Linked DNA regions of Mus musculus: region 1 is linked to region 2. Evidence: chromatin loops called from intact Hi-C (ENCODE). Cell type or tissue: heart. All regions are shown on one strand.

Evidence for each region. Hi-C counts contacts between places; a loop is a spot of excess contacts. Peaks named below come from ENCODE experiments on the same cell type or tissue, not always from the same donor. Only the 100,000 strongest peaks of a DNase experiment are listed, where the experiment ranks them.
Region 1: a loop joins it to region 2, with 6 times the contacts of the local background. A loop is called at or near these places in 2 of 42 quality-filtered maps.

What each region holds. Positions count from the first base shown.
Region 1 is chr10:85,153,224-85,155,723 of GRCm38, forward strand. The region is part of intron 2 of Cry1 (cryptochrome 1 (photolyase-like)); the gene reads right to left. Among named protein-coding and RNA genes, the nearest start is that of Mterf2, 26 kb to the left of the region's middle. In heart, a CTCF peak has its summit at 1,158 (motif pointing right); no DNase peak of the experiment used is centred here.
Region 2 is chr10:85,624,125-85,626,624 of GRCm38, forward strand. It overlaps Btbd11 (BTB (POZ) domain containing 11), which reads left to right. Exons shown (of 17, transcript NM_028709.2): 5 at 779-944. Among named protein-coding and RNA genes, the nearest start is that of Gm40731, 35 kb to the left of the region's middle. In heart, a CTCF peak has its summit at 1,002 (motif pointing left); a DNase peak (open chromatin) is centred at 867; H3K4me3 peaks cover 655 bases; H3K27me3 peaks cover 867 bases.

The sequences.
Region 1 (2,500 bases), 470 kb before region 2:
CAAAATATAAAAAGCGTCCGTAGTAAAGCTAAACTGAAGGAAATATTACTAGATTTAGGACAAATCAGCTTGCTGACGGTTCACATCTGAACTCAACGTTACCTGTCCTGCCAATCATAAGCAGCACTTCCTTGCCTAGGGCTACCACTCTGGGTACAAACGTTACTCAGAGGAGAATGGAGTGTATGTGGAGCAGAAAAGGAACTGTCTGAGCCACACCCACCAGTTCTTTCTCCTAAACTCATTAAAGTCTCCATCACTCACTTCTTTCCTGGGAATGAATTAATGAACATCTTTCTACAAGAAAAACTGCAAAGCCAGAGAGAAGAACATCCCCTGAATATTAAATGTGTTTACGCACCACAGACTTACAGGAAGGTCCTTCTCTGCCATGTCTTTTTGTAACTAGCTTAATCATTCCTTTTCTATCTTTGAGGTGAAAAGTTCTTTGATTCCTTTCTTTCTATAATTTTGAAAACTATTAATTTTTCCCCAGAATACTGCTGGAGGTGACTTATACATATTTGGTATTCTCTTGCTATTGATTTTTAATTTAATTCTGTTGAAGTCAGAAAGTACAATTTGTGAGACTTCAACTGTCTGATACCTATTTTATTAGTGAGTGTGGTCCATTTTGGTAAATGTTTTTTGTGCGTCTGTCTACTGTGTAATTTCTGGATGTCTTGTTCTACAAATACCAGGTACAACAAACTGATTAAACACATAGTGAATAAACCTAGCAGAGTTCTGATTTTTTGTGTTGCTGAAATAAATGTTCCAGAATAAATGGAAGCTCTCTCTTTCTGTGTATTCATGTACCTATATTGCATTCATTAATAAATATATTGATTAGTATGTGTGTGTGAGAGCGTGCATGCCTCAACATCCAATGGAGGTCAAAGGACATCTTGCTGGAGTCACTTTTCCCCTGGACCATGTGGTCCAGAGATCAAACTCAAGTTGTCAGACCTGGTGACAAGGGCTTTCCCTGATAAACCATCCAGCAACTCTGTGTAAGATGGCTTGAAACAATAAGATGCTATTCTATCCAGAAGAAAAATTTTAAAATGTGCTTAAATTACTTACTTTTATTTTATATGTATGAGTATTTTCCCTGCGTGTATGAAGTATTTCACAATGCATGCAGTGTTCTCAGAGGCCACAAGAGGGCACTGGATCGCCTGAAACTGGAGTTCCAGATGATTCTGAGCTGTTACTTGGGTTCTAAAAACCAAATTCAAGTCTTCTGGAAGAGCAGTAAGTGTTCTTAATAACTGGGCCCTCTCTCCAGTCTCAGAGCAGAAAATTCAACAATGTAAAAAAGACAGCTGGCCTGAGAAAATGTTTGTCTAAAAACAAAATAGAAATCCTGGTATTTATTATAATAACCAAAATCTTAGAAGATATTTCCTTCTCCACTTTTTATAAGCTGTGGATGAGGTACTACCATTATTTCCAGGCTGCTTTCCTGTTAAAATTCTCCCACACACCTAGGTTAAATGAGAATTCTACTGTAGTGAGCACTTTCTACTAGCTAGGTATTAAATGTTTCTATCATACTAACCAGGAAGGGAGGGAGGGAGGGAGGAAGGGAGGGAGGGAGGGAGGGAGGGAGGGAGGGAGGAAGGAAGGAAGGAAGGAAGGAAGGAAGGAAGGAAGGAAGGAAAAGAAGGTTAAGTAATACTTATTTGTTTCTAGCTGGAGGCCTTCTCATTCAGGAAAAGGAGTGTCTCTTTTTCATTAGAAATACTGCTATTTTTGCTGGGCATGGTGGTACAAGCCTTTAATCCCAGCACTGGGGAGGCAAAGGCAAGATGAATCTCTGAGTTTGAGGTCAGCCTGGTCTACAGAGAAACCTTGTCTCAAAAACCTGGGGGGTTGGGGAGGAGGCAATTTTACAAAAATATGATAAATCAAATAGCTGTAACATATGCAGATATGTAGTTAGGGAGCATATATGAAGTAAGTAGGAAGGAAAGAATATAAAAGGTTAGTTAGGAAAATCAGCTTCTTTTTTTTTTTTTTTTTTGTTTTTGTTTTTGTTTTTGTTTTTTGAGACAGGGTTTCTCTGTATAGCTCTGGCTGTCCTGGAACTCAATTTGTAGACCAGGCTGGCCTTGAACTCAGAAATCTGCCTGCCCCTGCCTCCCAAGTGCTGGGATTAAAGGCGTGCGCCACCACGCCTGAAAATCAGCTTCTATATGCTCAGAGATACTGAGATGAGCTAACTGTATATCTTGGGCAATTCATTTAATTTCTCTTAGACCAAATTTTCCCTTTGAGAAGTTTTCACTGGACTAAAACTAGGAGATCAGGAAGACTGTTCAAATTAAACCAAAACAAACCAGAACTCCCAAGTACTATAATTTTGCACTATCAATAAAGTTCCAGTGTTACAATCCCTTGATCCCAGATGTCCTTGTCTTAGTGCCTTTTCCTGTTATGATAAAAAACACAAGCAAGTTAAGACAGAAGGGTTTATTGTGACTCACAGTCCCTT
Region 2 (2,500 bases):
CAGGCAAATGCCTGCTCAGAAGTCCACAGCCAAGTATGAGGGCTCAGTCAAGTGAACAGGAAAGCAGTAGGTTCTGCACTCGGGAGCTAGAGTGGCACAGAAGATCCGAAGACGGGTTCTCCACACATGCTTCTCTGGTTCAAATCCAAGCTATCACTTATAGATGGGGTAGCCTCAGAAAGATTCCTCATTCCTGTTTTTTGGACAGTCCCCCCATAGGAATTATGCCTTCTATTGTGTGGGACCCGAATGTAACAACTCAGATAAAACATTCAGCAGAGAACCTAACCTATTTTTTTAAAAAATGCCTAAATATTTGCATAATGAAATGATTCTTAGCTGAGGATTCTACTGGCACACTGAGGGACCACACCTAAGCTCAGTAAAGACAGGATTTAGAACCGCCAGAAATTGGGGGGGGGGGGGCGGGGGGGGCGGGCGCGGAGTGAGACACCAGTTGTTTGGTTGGGTTTTTTGAGACAGGGTTTCTCTATGTAGTCCTAGCTGTCCTGGAACTCACGTTATAGACCAGGCTGATCTCGAACTCAGAGACCTATCAGCCTCTGCCTCCCGAGTTCCAGGAGTAAAGAGTGCTCCACCCGTGCAGGCTGAGGCAGTTCTTTTAAATGGAAACCTAGAAAAGGCAAAAACCTAGGAAAAGCCCGCGAGGATCTCAGGTGCTCGGTGGGGGTTGCTAAGACGTTTGATCTCAGGGACCAGATCCTGGGGGGAAAAGCGGCTGCACCCACGTGACCATCTCTCCCTCCCCACCCCTCAGGGCGGACGACTGCTTTTGTGCTTCTCGGAAGCTGGACGCCGTGGCCATCGAAGCCAAGTTCAAGCAGGACTTGGGCTTCCGGATGCTGAATTGTGGACGGACCGACCTGGTGAAGCAGGCAGTGTCTTTGCTGGGGCCGGATGGAATCAACACCATGAGCGAACAGGTACCAATCTGCTTGGACCTCATCTCCTCCCGTGCTTAGCCTGGGCGCGAGCAGCTGACGGGACACAGGCTCCCTCTGCTGATCGATTAAAAAAATTAATGCCCCTCCCCTGCCTCTCTCTCTCTCTCTCTCTCTCTCTCTCTCTCTCTCTCTCTCTCTCTCTCTCTCTCTCTTAGTGTTTGGGGGTTTTTGGTTTGGTTTGGTTTTAATTTTCTAAAAATACACTTGCCCATCTTTATGGAAATCTCACATGATTGTCGCAGCTGAAATTTAAAAAGGAATGAAAACCAGACCTGTTCCAGAAAGGAGATGGAGCCCCTAGGTTGGCCATCGTTTGTATTTAGGACTCTGCAACCTTCAAGTCTCTTTACTGGCATGTTAAAGGCTTTTCTCTGCCAGTCTGCTGTTGGCTCCAGACAGATCTAGGCCATGCGCACTGTGCTCTTAGGGTGGGTGTGTTTAAAGACACCAAAGTCAGTCTGGGGACCCTAGAGCACATTCAGATAGGGCAGCACCAACCAGATTCTGAACATGGTGCCATGAGAGGCAACCACAAGTCACAGAGGGGACTTTGGGGATGTGGTGGTGTCATAGACCGTGCAAATGGACAGCCATTCTCAGTGTGAATCCTGAGTGCTGTTACAAGGGACAGATGGGGCTGTTTCTTCCACAGGCAGCTCTTGCAAAGAGCTCCCACGAAGGGAATAGAAGGGACTGTATAATGACAGCTAATCACTTTCTTGGACAACGTCAGGGATCCTCAGTACACAATCATGTGTATCTTGTATGTTTAAAACCAGGGACTTATTTATCTGTTTTATTTTTTCAGTATTTTACATTCCAGATACCTTACAATGTCAATGAATATTCTTTTTTAAGTCGCTTTTAGTGTCTCTATAAAGTGATTACTATTTGTTTATTAACCATCCTTCCCCCATCATATATTTAAAGTGTTTGTGACTAGTGCTGAGCTAAGCACACTTACACAAATCTTTGTTCCAATCTCTATTTCCTTGGGGAAATGTTTCTTTAAAACAGAAGTGTCTCAAATGTACCAGCCTTTCCTGAATTCTCAGTCTTCAGTACTGCCCCTCCCCCTAGGAGTCTGACTAGTCTTTGCACACCTCTAGTTATATATGTATTCCCTGCTAGTCCACTTTCCTTTTGCCTGCTTTTTATCAGCATTTTTTACTGTTTTCTTGTTTTCTTAGAGGAATTCTTCCTGTATCAGGGCACGAAGTCCTTTAGTGGAACCAAGGTATCTCAGTTTGTCGTTGACGTTGGAATTTTGCCCGTAAAGTTTTCAGTTCCACAGCGATGTGCAGTGCTAGAGCCCCTCTCATGTATGCTATACTTCATCCCCTTTCTGCCTAGAGACAGGGGCAGAAACCAACTTGGCATTGCTTACAATTTTAATTCTTTCTGACTATCTCTAGTAAAAAATTGTTATACTGGTGTATAGTGTGAGACAAGGCTGTAGCATGAATATCTTCCCAAATAACTGCCTTCACAGCCCTTTGGATGGAGAGCCCCACCCCTTCCTCCTGTTGGTTGTG